Regions from separate parts of the Homo sapiens genome. Here all the other regions are linked to region 3. Evidence: chromatin contacts called from ENCODE Hi-C or POLR2A ChIA-PET data. All regions are on one chromosome and are shown on one strand. Each heading gives the region's core, a stretch centred on a gene start or an enhancer-like site at or near the end of the contact. The rest is flanking DNA. Distances are from core to core; before and after follow the strand shown. Region 1 holds the start of STRN (striatin). Region 2 holds the start of HEATR5B (HEAT repeat containing 5B). Region 3 holds the start of SOS1 (SOS Ras/Rac guanine nucleotide exchange factor 1).

Region 1 (4,806 bases), core at 1,273-3,772, 2.2 Mb after region 3:
TCGTACCTCAGCCTCCCAAGTAGCTGGGACTACAGGCATGTGCCACCACGCCTGGCTAATTTTTGTATTCTTAGTAGAGACGGGTTTTGCCATGTTGGCCAGGCTGTTCTCCAACTGTTACCGGTGGAGAGTGTCCAGGTTGTTGAAATCTTGAACAAAGAATTGGGGAAAGCGCACAAAGCAAGGAAAGAATGAAGCAACAAAAACAGAGATTTGTTGAAAATGAAAGTAGGCTCCACAGTGCAGGGGCAGGCCCGAGCATAGGGGATCAAGAGTCCCGTTACAGAATTTTCTGGGGTTTGAATACCCTCTAGAGGTTTCCACTGGTTACTTGGTGTGCGCCCTATGTAAATGAAGAGGATGAAGTAAAGTTACAACGTCATTTAGTTGGTGTGCGCCCTATGTAAGTGGAGAGGACATTTCCTGTTATAGCTGAAGTATTTCCATTTGATTCAGTTCTAGGTAGTCAGCCTGAATCTACTTTACGTTCCCTGCCTCCAGACCCTATTCTCCTGCCTCCTGCCCACAACTCCCAGGCTCCAGTGATCTACCCGCCTCGGCCTCCCAAAGTGCTGGGATTACAGGCGTGAGCCATGGCGCCTGGCCAAAATGTAAATGAGTCCTCGTAAAGCAAAAAAAGTATTGTGAGTAATAAAGTTGAACTACGAATTAAAATAGTTTTTGTATATGTGTGGTAGTCCAGATTATCTATACATTTAATTACATTTTGTGTCTGCTATGAATTGACTTAAAGGAATTGTCGGATATGTCGTCTCACTCAAGGCCTCATTGTTGACAAGTCTCAATTTTTTTGGAATTTAGTTCCTTGAGCTGTAAATGAGAAGACTGGGCTGTATCTCAAAGGACACTGACAGCCAAAATAAGTTATGGCACAGGGAATTTGGCCAGGCCTGGATCAATCTTTGATGATAATAAAGAATGAATTCATAAAGCAGAAACATTAATTAAGCGAGAGAAGAGAGTTCTCCATCTTTATTTGCAACCAGAGCAGACACAATGTGTTTCCTGTCCTTTCTGCAAGTAGCCATGGGAAAGGGGGGGAGGGGAGAGAGGACAGGGACAGGATGTCTTTCCCTGACATGTCACTCAGCAGCCTAGATCTTTACATTTTTTCATGGCCATCAAGTCTGATAACCCACAAGTACGTCCTACAAAACGTAAGAATTTCAGATAACTTGTTAGGGTGACAAAATAAGTGCTTAATTTCATTTGCATTTGTTAAATTGTTTTCAGGGGCCTTCCTTTTTGCCACTGTTGTAGTGTGAATTTATAGTGACATATTGTCAGACTTCGGAGAAGGCAAATATTTACAGAGAGTAACTTGAAAGGACTTTGGTGTACCTTTGGTAGGCGGATGCTGTTGCCAGTTGGCAGGTGAATCGTGAAAGAAACTGGGAACAGGACAAGTGAAAACGGAGAGGGGCCAGGATATCTAAGACCGCGCTAGGGAGCAGAAAGGGAACTTGCTTTTTCAAGGTGGTGTAGCTTTTAAATTAAGCCTTTGTGATATTTGATTATACGCCAATCTTTGATGACAGAAACGATGTCATTTATCTTAATATTCCCAGCGCAAGAGAAAACCGATAATCAAAATATTTGTTCAATTAAGTAGAGTAAAAATCAGCGGGAATAAGATAGGAAAAATGAGACCGAAATAACAGAACATCTATTATTGGATGCTAAAACTTTTACAGGATTTACTGCAGGAGGACTGCAAAGGGAAAGAAACTTCAACGGAGCAGTTTTTCAGATGGGCTGTCAACAAACCACAATTTGGAAGCAGCAGCAGAAAGCTGCGGCGTTGTCTTAGAAAGGTGATCGGCGTTCCTTAGAAATGAAAACTGGTCAGGTAACAGGTTTGAGCCCCTCGAGTCAAAAGAGAAAGGCAAGAGCGACAGCGACCCGCAGATTGGCAGAATGGAGGAGCGTCTAGGGTGAGAGAAACTCCGAACACGAAGCCGAAGCGAGAGCACGCAGGGCAGCTGGCGGGAGAACCCCGGTCCCGCGGCCGCACCGGGTAGCTCGCTTTGAGCCTGTTCCTTCACAGAACGGCCAGGAAGCCTTAAAAGATGTGCAGCTCGGGCAGGTATCTTGGCGTGACAACTTCCGTGTGTGTGTGTGTGTGTGTGTGTGTGTGTTTTTGAATGCAACAGGGTGCGCCGCCCGCGAACTTCCGCGTGCGAGGAAGACTGGAGACCCGCCCGCCCGCGCCCAGCCGGCCCCAGAGGAAACCCGCTCTCCCCGCCCAGCCGGCCCCCTACGCGGCGAGCCGGGGCGGGGCGGGCCCGAGGCCACGCCCAAGCTGAGGCACAGCCCTACAGGCCGCCCGGGCCGCGCTAGCCCGCGCCCCGCCCCGCGACTACATTTCCCGGCAAGCCCCGGGCCGCCAGCGCGCCGCAGTTGACCCATTTCCCGGCCCGTCACGGGCTCGGCCGGCCCCCGCGCCCAGGAGGCTGCTCCCTGCTGACTGGGGTGTGGGCGGGAGCGGCGGAGGGAGGAGGAGGCGCTGCTTGCCGCCGCTGTTGCCTCCGCTGCTGGGCGCCGGGGCAGCTCCCCGGGTATCTGCGGCCGCCATGGACGAGCAGGCGGGTCCCGGCGTCTTCTTCAGCAACAACCACCCGGGCGCCGGCGGTGCCAAGGGGCTCGGGCCTCTGGCGGAGGCTGCCGCGGCCGGCGACGGGGCGGCTGCGGCGGGGGCGGCCCGAGCCCAGTACAGTCTCCCGGGGATCCTGCACTTCCTGCAGCACGAGTGGGCCCGCTTCGAGGTGGAGAGAGCCCAGTGGGAGGTGGAGCGGGCGGAGCTGCAGGTAAAGACCCTCCCGGCCTGGCCGTCTTCATCCCGCCTCTTTGCTCCCTTCCGCCCCGCCCCGGACCCTTCTCCCCCTCCCCCAGCCTTCTCGCGTCCCCTCCCCCTTTGCTGCCGCCCATCCCACCCGGAGCCCCGTCCCCTTCTTCTCTTCGCCTTTTGCCTTTCGCTGACCCCACCTCGACCCTGTTCTCACTCCCGCTCCTGGTGCGTTGTTTACCCTCCCCACGCCTGTTCGTCCGCCCCATCCCACTCTTAACTCCCAGACTCATTTCAACTCTCTGGCCATCCTGCATCTCAGGGCTGCCCTCTCGGTTTACTAATTGGGCTGGCAGTAGTTTTGAGAGACGCGGAGCAAATCGTCCGCTGCCCTGGTGTGCCCCTTCCTAGGTCTAGAGACAGTCTCCGCAGAACGTGCCGGCTTTGGCCCCTCTCTTCAAGGAAGGTGATCAAGAAGACAACAGAAGTTGTGTCAGGCCTTGAGTCGAGGCGAGAAGTTGACGTTGGGCAAAAGTGTTATTCATATATCAGATCCCTTTTTTTATATATGTAAATGTCTGTTCTCCACTTTCTTCCGACCCCCCGGCCCCCTCCCACGTTTCTTTTAGGTATTTCCAATTAATGCATTTTGAATGAAGGACCTAGATGATCGCAGTCAGAGAGAATGGTTAAGAGGTGGTTCCTGTTCTCAGAATCTGAAACTTCCCAAGGGTTAATTTTATGTTCAGTGTTTTGGGAGATTTTCTTGTGCTTTAAAAGGAACTAAAGGGACTTTGAAGTTAGTTACATTGCCTTGCATAATCTGCAAGATAAAGTATATCCAGGGAGGAGATAACTGTGGGCTCTGAAAAGAATGAAAGTGAGGCTGATACTTTACAAGCCATTCAGAATTGGTGAATAGGTTTTCAGTGGTTGTTCTTAAAACTTCCAGGGCATACACACCAATTTCAAAAGGAACTTAAAGAACTATGAATAGTTGTGCCTTTCTGTTTTACGGGCTAAGCCTGTATACTTATGAAATTTGAGTATAGTTTTAGTTGGCAAAACACTTGAGTTTAAAATGCTACCCAGTGTGTCACTTTTTTTGGTAACATGTATTTGGCGCTTAAGAAAAAAAAGAAGAGGAGAAATCTGTTAAATAGAATCATGTGCTGGAACAGGCTCTGGTGTAGTGGAAGTGGCTGTGGAAAGAGCGAACACACAAGGCTGTAGTAGACAAGGTTATAGTAAGGGCTGTGTTTGTTGCTAGCTCTGTGACCTTGAGGAAATCCTTTAACCTCTCTGGGTTTCAGTTTTATCATGTATTTTATTCAGCACCTGTGTATTGAGTGCCAGCTGTGTGTCTAGGCCCTGTGTTGAAAGAAAACCGACCAAGCTTCTGCCCTCATGGAGTTTATGTTTTAGTGGAGAGGCAAACAGTCCAGCAAATGCGCCTATAGAATATAATGGCTTATAGTGGCAACTGCTGTGAGGAAGAAATAAGTCAGAGTTCAGGAATAGCGTGTGATAGGGGCAGCTATTTTAGATGGGGTAGTCAGGGTAGGCCTCTGAGAGATGACAAATGAGCAGCTGAATGAAGTTAGGGAGTGACCAGTAGTTTCTATGATTTCCTTGTAAGTCTGTAGTTACATGTTTATATTATTTGGCAACTTTTTCATTCCTATTGTTATATTGCTGTAGTATTTAGTCGATCTAGTCTATCTGATATTTGCAAGTCTTCTTTGACCTTGTTTATATAGTCTCCAACAAATTTGAATACTTACAGATTGATCTTTATTAGCAGCGCATTCTATAAAAGGTGTGGATTTCAGGATTCAAGGAAATGTTAAAGGCAAAGTTTAACTTTAATGTTGTGCAGTTGTGGGGAATGATTTTTGTATTAGTTACTTAAAATTTAATTTCTTTTCCAGTTTTGGGAATATAGATAACTCACACTAATTTGGTTAAAAAAAAAAAAACAAAAACAAAACACACACACA
Region 2 (4,844 bases), core at 1,784-4,283, 2.0 Mb after region 3:
CAGGCAATGTCAATGTTGCTAGTTCAGTTGCTTAAGACAAAAGTGTATTCACTTGTTGTGGTGCATATGTACTGTTTTTTCCTGCCTACCATCTTTTCCTTTGGGAATCCAACCCTCTGCCCTTCATGTGGTTTTAGTGGAGGGTGGCAATGTCAGTATCCCATATTTCCTTGGGCACAAAGATGGTCAATTATAGTACTCTATGTCCAGCACCAGGGGACGAGATGACCCAGCCAGAGAAATAACCATCTTTTTCCTTACATTATATGAATATATGGGTTGTGGGGGAAAGAAGGTCTTTTATGGGTGTTTCTGAACTGGGAGAATGTGAAGCTGGGCTGTGGATGGCCATCTTCTTGGCCCCATGAAGGGATCTTGTCTGAAGAATGAAGCCAGATAGAGAAAATGAGCCTAGTTTCCAAGGCTGCGGATTCTTTGAAGCTGCGACTTAGCATTCTACCCCATTACATAGACTAATACATTTCTGCATTACTTAAGCTTGCTGAAGTAGGGTTTCTGTCAACTGCAACCAAGTGTCTAGACAATTACACTGGATGAAAAAAGGATTACTATACTAATTTTTAATGGTTTTCTTTTTTGTTTTTTGAGACAGAATCTCGTTCTATCACCCAGGCTGGAGTGCAGTGGTGTGATCTCAGCTGACTGCAACCTACACCTGCCGAGTTCAAGCAATTCTCATGCCTCAGCCTCCCGAGTAGCTGGGATTACAGGCATCCACCACCACACCCAGCTAATTTTTGTGTTTTTAATAGAGACAGGGTTTTGCCATGTTGGCCAGGCTGGTCTCAAACTCCTGGCCTCAAGTGATCCACCTGCCTCACTCGGTCTCCCAAAGTGCTGGGATTACAGGCGTGAGCCACCACACCTGGCCTGGTTTTTTATATTTTTAATGTATATCTTCTCAACTAGATAATGTATATCTTGTGTTAAACACAAAGACAAGTCCCCTATATCCTCCCTACCTACCACTGCATCCCAAACACAAATGCTTAATAATTGTTTAGCAACAATGAGGATAAAAAGGGTCTTTAATATTTGTAATTTTATAACTTTTTCCTATGTCAACAAGTCATTTTTAAACACTTTTTAAATACGTACAGAAAACACATAAAACAAATGTACAGCTTAATACATTTCTGTGAGTCAAACATTCTTGTAACCATGTGGTACCCTCCAAAATGACTCCCAGTCATTCTTGCTGTGTGGTTTTCTACATCCTTAGTGTAGTCTCCTTCCACAGTGAACAGGATTAACCTGTGTAACCAACAGGATTTTGTGGAGATGATGGAGTTGATTTTTTGGTCATAACTGCAGCTCTTAGGTCATTCTAACTTTGAAGTTAGATGACTCACTTGAAGGAAGTCAGTGGTCACATAATAAGGATACTCAAGAAGCTCTATGGAGAAGGTCACACGATTGGAACTGAGTCCTCCTATTAAAAGCCAGCACAAACTCATGAGCCACAGGAGTGAGCTACCTTGGAAATGGATTCTCTTGCTCCAGTCAGGCCTTCAAATGACTCAGCCTGGGCTGGCATCTTCACTGCAACTTCTTAAGAAAGTCCATGCTAAACTAAGCTAAGCTGCTAACAAATTCCTGACCCATAGAAACTGTGAGATAACAAATGATTACAGTTATCTTAAGCTGCTACATTTGGGGATAATTTGTTATGTAGCAAAAGTTATCAGGAAGTAGAACCTTATCAGGCACCTGGGAGCCCTCTTTGTCCCCTATCCAGTTGCAACTCTCTTTTGGTTCTAAGAATAGTCACTATTCTGTTTTTTATGGCAATCATTTCCTTCATTTTCTCGATAGTTTTGTCATCCACGTGTGCATCTTTAAACATTACAGTTTAGTTTACCTATTTTTATTATAAGTTAAAAACGTGCACTATTATATACAGCATTTATGGTAATTCACCCGCTTCCTCTAAACCTCAGATTCTTCATTGGTAATAACAGCATTTTTACACATAATGGTTTAACACTTACCCAGTATATCACACATTTTTATCACATTTAACCACCACTAACAACTCTACAAGGTAGGAAGAGTTTTTCCTGTTGGAGAAATTAAGGTTCAGTATGGCTAAATGACTATTTCAAAACCACAAAGAATCCGGGTCATAGTGCCTTGCAAATAGGATTACATTGTTTTTAAGAGACCTACTTAACTTTAAAGTGCCAGGCACATCTGAATGGGGTTACAGGTTGCTTTTAAAGCTCTCTTTCTATTGGTAAAATATACTTTAGCATTATCCATTTCCATCAAAGATAAGCATAAACTTCACAAGGCGATACCCTGGCAGAGATGATGGAGGCTCGTACCAGAGTGATAGCAATGCAAGTGGTCGCATTTGGGGTACACTTGAAGGTAGAGCTTACAGGATTTGCTGATGTTGTAGGTAGTACGTAAAGAACGATGTCAAGATAACGCTAAGTTTTTGGCCTGAATACATGGAAGAACGGAGTTAACGTTTTTTGAGAGTGGGAAGACTGTAGGAGTAGGTTTGTTTTTGTTTTTTTAGGGGGCGTAGTCGGGAAACAGACATATTGAGAGTCCCATTACATATACAAGTGGAGAAATGGACCTACAGTATAAATGTGACAAGAAACGTCCCACTCTCAATACTACGCTCAGGAACCGCTGATCCCTTCCCTCACGCGTTCCTCCTGGCTGCAAGCGTCCCACAGACGCAACCACCCACGGATGGAAAAGTGGCTGACGGTGTGATACGGTAGTCATGGCCAGCGCACTCTGCCTTTTATCATTCTACCGGTTGTCCCCAGACCCTTACCTGACAGCTCTCTTACCTGACAGCTCTCTGCTCGCCCCGGTTCAGCGCCGTAGAGCGCGCGCTGCGCATGCGCCCACCGACCAGCGTCGGACTTCCGGACCTCGGCTCCCACCAGTTTCCTAGTGCAGACTCTATTGGAAATTCGCGGCGGGTGGGGATAGGAGGACGTGGTGACTGCGCTTGCGCAAGACCAGCCCTCCGCGCAAGCGCTCTTCCCTTGTTTCCTGCAGGTAGGAGTGCGGGAGGTGGGGCATCCGGGTCTCTTGGTGGCTGCTTCTACCCCCGGAGCTCAGCTGATCTTCCCTTCCAGACTACGAGGTGAGGTCGCCGAAGCATGCATGTTGACACGCACGGACTCCTGTCCGACGTACATTTTCAGACGGGTGGGGAAGACATTTGAGTTCGTAATGAACATTTTCCCTTTTCTGGCTCCGTGCTTAGTTCCGAGCTGCCGCCTCGTGCTATTGACAGCCTGCGGAACCCCACGGAGGCTTGCGGCGGCCTCTTGGTGTTTCCCCGGGTCCGCCGCTTGCGGTTCTTGGAGTAGCCAGGTGAAGCCAGACCCCGAGCGCGCGAGGCTTCTCGGGTGCATTCCGGACCGCCTGGTGTTGTCACTGACGCTTCGGCCGCCGGGCCTGGCCGCCCCACCCATCCGCGTAGGAAGAGTCTTGGAGACCTGCAGTTCGGGATGTCTGTGCTGGGTGTTTTGACCTCAGTCCCTCTGGCCAGGTGCAGCGCGGGAGGGTAAAGGTGCTATGTACCGAACCCTGGACGAGAAAAAGAGGAGGATGGTTGTCAAGCCCGGCTGGGGTGTTTGATCTTAGTGCTTCAGTTTTTTCATTTATAGAACGGGTAAATGACATATGTGTTGCTGGACATATTTCTTCTGGAATAATGCCTTTTTTGGCAATAATTTCTTTTAATTTTCTTTTCACTCCATGAGTCACTCTTCCTTACCAAGTAGTTTTCTTCTGTTTTTGTTTGTATTTTTGTCATTTAAAAGTATGTTCTCAGGTTTTGCCTCAAAGAAGTTGAGTTTTTCCCCAAATGAAATGAGTAGTCCTACTTTTCTTAGTGAGTATATTCCATTAAGCTTGACTTTTAACATTAAAAAATACTTACAAGTATTTTTTACTCTGTTAAATTTAAGGTGTGAATTTCAAACTTCCGTAATGGAGTTAGCCCACAGTTTATTGCTAAATGAAGAAGCTTTGGCTCAAATCACCGAAGCAAAAAGACCAGTTTTCATCTTTGAATGGTTGCGATTTCTTGATAAAGTCTTGGTTGCTGCCAACAAGGTATGGTATTGCTCTTTTTTCCCAGTTGCATTAACGTGAAGAGATTATGTGGTCATGATTCTTAAGAAAACACATGTTATGTTTTGGAAGGTTTATGGGTCACTTATGGAACTTGAGAGTATTACACGAATGGGAAATTTAGTGGCAAAACTCAAACCTCGTTTAAATCCAGCTCATTGCCTATCTTCTTTATGTTTGTACCTGGGCAGCTCATTGTAACTGGAGAAAAACATGGCTATATGACTGGTGTCACTTTAAATTTATCATCGTCACCCGTTGCAAGTGATCTCTCTATGCTGCCTAACAATCCCAGTGTCTTCACTTATCTCTTTGAGGAGTCAATAATAGGCTCTTTTTTTTTTTTAATCTGTTTTTTCTTCCTGCATAGCCTTGATTTGCCGAGACCAGCTCGTTTGGGGAGACCCTAACCTAGCGGCGCTAGAGGAATTAAAGACACACACAGAAATATAGAGGTGTAAAGTGGGAAATCAGGGGTCTCACAGGCTTCAGAGCTGAGACCCCGGAACAGAGATTTACTCAAGTGTCTATTAACAGCAAGCCAGCCATTAACATTGTTTCTACAGATATTCGATTAGCTAAAAGTATCCCTTATGGGAAACGAAGGGGTATGCTGAAACAAAGGGGTGGGTCTGGCTAGTTCTGTGCAGCAGGAACATGCCCTTAAGGCGCAGATCGCTCATGGTATTGTTTGTGGTTTAAGAGCGCCT
Region 3 (4,257 bases), core at 1,233-3,732:
TACAAAAATTGGCCGGGCTTGGTGGCGTGCGCCTGTAGTCCCAGCTACTCGGGAAGCTGAGGCAGGAAAATCACTTGAACCTGGGAAGTGGAGGTTGTAGTGAGCCAAGATTCCGCCTGCATTCTAGCCTGGGCAACAAAATGAGACTCTGTCTCAGAAAAAGAAAAAAAAAAAAAAAAGATTGTTTCTCTCTCTCTAGGAGTTTACATTTTATTTGGGGGCAGGAGGGAAACCAACAACCAAAAATAGAGGACTGATTTGATTTAGTGCTAGCAGGAAATAAAAAGAACATAAGGTAGAAATACACAGGTGAGAATTACTTGGAGTGATCGGAGAAGGCCTCTTGGAGGTGGTGATGTTTATAACCAGCCAAGGGAACAGTTAGGGGTTCTAGGCTGAGAGAAGAACAATGTTCTTTAGGCAGGTTGTTGTTTTCTAGGAATAGACAGAAGGCTACTGTGACTGGAGTGTGGTGAGGCGAGGTTGTGAATGGTGAGAAAACATTGAGAATGTGAGCAGGAGCCAGATGCACGCCTTTGTGGGGTACGGTAAGAAGTTTGAAATGTATTCTAAGAGCAATGGGAAGCCAAGCAATAGTTTGGGGTACAGGCTTGATGTTGGTTCATTTGGAACCATACAAACCAATCTCTTCCCCCATATCACAACCCTTTAAATATTTGAAGAGGGCTGACCGGGCGCGGTGGCTCAGGCTTGTAATCACAGCATTTTGGGAGGCCGAGGCGGGTGGATGACGAGGTCAGGAGTTCGAGACCAGCCTGGCCAATACAGTGAAACCCCATCTCTAATAAAAATACAAAAATTACCTGGGTGTGGTGGCAGGCGCCTATAATTCCAGCTTTCATTCCACACACTTTGAAAGTGGGGAGTTTTTCAAATGTAAACCAAGTATGTATATTTTTATTTTTTCAATAAAACAATAAAGATGGGTCTCGCCAGCCTGGTCTCAAACTCCTGAACTCAAATGGTCCGCCCACCTCGGCCTCCCAAAGTGCTGGGATTACAGGCGTGAGCCACTGCGCCCGGCCGGTCTGTGTGTATGTGTGTGTGTGTGTGTGTGTGTGTGTATATTTTTTTTTGAATTGAAACGGAGTTTTGGTTTTGTTGCCCAGGCTGGAGTGCAGTGGCATGATCCCGGCTCACTGCAACCTCTGCCTCCTGGGTTCAAGCGATTCTCCTGCCTCAGCCTCCCAAGTAGCTGGGATTACAGGCGCCCACCACCATGCTCGGCTAATTTTTGTATTTCTTATGGAGACAGGTTTTCACAGTGTTGGCCAGGCTAGTCTGGAACTCCTGACCTCAGGTGATCCATCCGCCTCGGCCTCCTAAAGTGCTGGGATTACAGGCATGAGCCACCTCGCCTGGCCGGCCTGTGTATTTTTAAAGGAAATAACCTAAGAGTTGTTTTTCCAGATTTTCAAAGAGGTCCTGTAAAGATTAAGAACCACTGAACCTTTCTCGTTTATGTGATCCTGGTTACTGTTCTCAGGAATAGCAGGACACAATGTCAGCTTTAACCCAGGCTAGTTCCTCTAAACTGCCTTCTTATCGGTGAAATGAAAATAATAGGGTTGCTATGGGGATTAAATGAGATGATACTCAAAAAAATGATAATTAATGATAAATCATAAGGTGTCTGCCACAAAGTGCCCCTATTATAAACAAACAGTGGCCTGGAGGGACAGTTTATAAATACTGCTCCTTTAGCATTCCACTAACATTGACTGAGTGCCTGTTCTACACTGTGTAGAGGCCCTGGTGAAAAAGATCTGCCTTCCAGTTTATTATCTAGTCGAAAGAACCGCAAAAGATAACAAAACACAATAGACTGAACGCCCTGAGAGGGGCATAAGTGCAGTGCTCTAGGAGCTGTAAAAGAGGTCTCGATATCCACTGGAGGAAAGTGCTTACTGGAGTTCATTTCTGGAGTGGGTTTAAAAGATGAACAGAGGGAATCTAAAACATTCACACAAAATCAATACTACACGTACACATTTTATTATTTTGTGGAAAGACCACTTAGAAACACCGCAATCACTTCTACTACTCAGCAGATACTGAGCAGTAGGTTTCGTGACAGAGCACCTGTCTTTTGTCCAGTCTGTTTACTATACATTGCGTGCTCTGGGCAGTCCTTATCTTCGTGTTCAGGAACAAAGTACACACACCCCTTTCCGAAACGAAGGGCCCAGGGACTCCGAGAAGGGTGGGAGCCCTCACGGCCAGGCCACACAATGGGGAGCCTCTTTACCCTAGTCATCACCCACCCTTGCAGGCCCCACTTTGCCAGGGTGCGACTTCTCGGGCCCCTTCGCCCCTCCCCTGCAGCCCCCAGGAGCGCAGCCACAGCCCGGCCGGGCGCCCTCCCTGTCTCTCTCTCTCTTTCTCTCTCGAGCTTTCCTCCTCCTTCACCGGGAGCCGGAAAACCCGGAGCGAACCAGCCCAGCACGGCAGCGCATGCTCAGTAGCGAGCAGGTTCAGTTCGCTAGTAGGAAGCTCCAGCGCTACACCGGCGGCGGCGGTGGCGGCGGCGGCCGCGGCGGCACCTCAGGGCAGCCAGATTCCCCAACAACGACCTCCGGTCCTTCCCCTTCCCCGCGAGACCTCCGCCCCAGCTCCGCCCCGCCCGGGGCTCTTGCGTTTCGGAGTCCCAACTACGCGGAGCGGGCGCCGCGGCCGGAGCGTCCCTCCACACGTCCTCCCCCAGCCGCCAGCTCCGCCGCGGGGCCAGACCGGGCCCGGGAGTGCAGCCCCGGCGGGCGGGCGGCGGCCGCGGCAGAGGGCAGCCCGGGGCGGCGCCGGCGGGCCGGGGAGGGGCGGGGGGCCTGGCCCCGGGGCGGTGGTGCGGGATGCCGCCGCCTCCGGGCCGCGTCCGTTCTCCACGGCTGGTACCTGTGTCGGGTGGGTGGCCAGGCGCGGGCCTCGCCCCCCAGCCCCCTCGCCAGGGCTAGCCCGGCTGCGCGGCGCCCGGAGGGGGCCGGGCCGTCCGGTGGGGCCGCGGCCCTGTTCCGCGCTGCGAGCTCGCCCTCTCGCGGCTCCCTGGCCCGGCCGCCGCCGCCCCTCTCCCCGCCCAGAGGCGCCCCGGGGGCACCATGCAGGCGCAGCAGCTGCCCTACGAGTTTTTCAGCGAAGAGAACGCGCCCAAGTGGCGGGGACTACTGGTGCCTGCGCTGAAAAAGGTGAGGAGCACGCGGGACCCCGCTTCCCGGCCGCAGCCCCCCAGCGCGGGCGCTGGGGAAGGGCTGGGGAGGCGGGGCGCGCGCAGGGCCGTCTTTCTTCCCGGTCTCGCCGCGTCTCCAAAAGGACGGCGCACACGGAGAGGCCCCCCTCATACGGCTGGCTCTCGGTGTTGACATCCACCGGGTGTGTGGGAATGCCGCAGGGAGCCGGGGGGAGTTTATCCGGATAATCCAACCCCTGAGAGGTGAATGCTTTGCCCTTTGATTCCAGGACAACAACAGTTGGAGGAGCCTCAGTTTTCAGCGGAGGTCAAAGCAGGCCACTTTTCCGTCTTCTTGGTCTTAGCCCGGAGCTGCTGTCAGCCTACCGTTTTAGGTGTCCAGTACGCTGGTTTTAGTGGCTTGAGAATGCCCTGGCCGTAAGGCTTGCTCAAAGGAATTGCGAGCTCGCCTGCCAGTAGGAACGTGGCCTGCTCTGCTCGCCGTCAGTATTCACTCCTCATTCTCCTGGTTTCCCCCGCTCCTCCGATTAACAGGGGCTGGTGCACATGCTACCAATTTCAGGGGGGTTTTGTTTTGTTTTTGCAGCGTTCGAGATTCTTGGTGCTGTCATTTGGCTTGTTAAGAATTTTTAGCCTTTGTATGTTTAAGTTTGCTACATTGTTACCTGAAGTTACATACCCCCGATCTGTGCTTTTAAATGTTTTAGTATAATTAGGAAGTGTTCTTACGTTTTTAAAGCTTCTAAAGCAGCAGTGTGACAACCAGACTATTTTTGTTTTCTTTTCTTCATTTACCTTTTCTGTAAAGATTGCTTTACTCTTCTAATAGTGTTTCTAAATCCCAGTTTCTTGCTGCTCAAAGAATGTTTCATGCTAACTGCTTCTACTAAGAATGGAGATTATGTTTTACCTTTTATGCTAAACATTAAAAGGTGTCTGATATTTCTCAAAGGCCAGTAACTTTTACTTTCCCTTTTGCCCTGTTCTCCTCCGGTCCCTCTTGCTGTCTTACAGTGGAAACTATTTGGTTTTTCAGGAGAATTTGCTCATATATTTCT

The links. A loop is a pair of places that touch in the nucleus more often than their neighbours do. ChIA-PET counts read pairs that join two places held with the same protein, here RNA polymerase II (POLR2A). Pooled maps may share reads with other maps.
Region 1: a loop to region 3 is called in a map of CD8-positive, alpha-beta T cell, with 8 times the contacts of the local background. The contact joins the promoter of STRN here to the promoter of SOS1 in region 3. A Hi-C loop is called at or near these places in 6 of 168 maps with a recorded cell type or tissue (B cell, CD4-positive, alpha-beta T cell, CD4-positive, alpha-beta memory T cell and 3 more), 1 of 37 single-sample maps with no recorded cell type and 11 of 50 pooled maps. POLR2A ChIA-PET finds 5 or more read pairs at or near these places in 1 of 52 experiments (Caco-2).
Region 2: a loop to region 3 is called in a map of B cell, with 6 times the contacts of the local background. The contact joins the promoter of HEATR5B here to the promoter of SOS1 in region 3. A Hi-C loop is called at or near these places in 2 of 168 maps with a recorded cell type or tissue (B cell and naive thymus-derived CD4-positive, alpha-beta T cell), 2 of 37 single-sample maps with no recorded cell type and 11 of 50 pooled maps.

What each region holds. Positions count from the first base shown.
Region 1 is chr2:36,964,252-36,969,057 of GRCh38, reverse strand. It overlaps STRN (striatin), which reads left to right and starts at 2,522. Exons shown (of 18, transcript NM_003162.4): 1 at 2,522-2,828. The coding sequence starts at 2,595. RefSeq lists a silencer at 2,032-2,841.
Region 2 is chr2:37,082,561-37,087,404 of GRCh38, reverse strand. HEATR5B (HEAT repeat containing 5B) reads left to right here and starts at 3,033. Exons shown (of 36, transcript NM_019024.3): 1 at 3,033-3,136; 2 at 3,969-4,116. The coding sequence starts at 3,991. GPATCH11 (G-patch domain containing 11) reads right to left here and starts at 2,887. Exons shown (of 9, transcript NM_174931.4): 1 at 2,835-2,887. RefSeq lists enhancers at 2,796-2,955, 3,426-3,525.
Region 3 is chr2:39,119,276-39,123,532 of GRCh38, reverse strand. It overlaps SOS1 (SOS Ras/Rac guanine nucleotide exchange factor 1), which reads left to right and starts at 2,482. Exons shown (of 23, transcript NM_005633.4): 1 at 2,482-3,197. The coding sequence starts at 3,111. RefSeq lists a silencer at 2,613-3,332 and an enhancer at 3,533-3,612.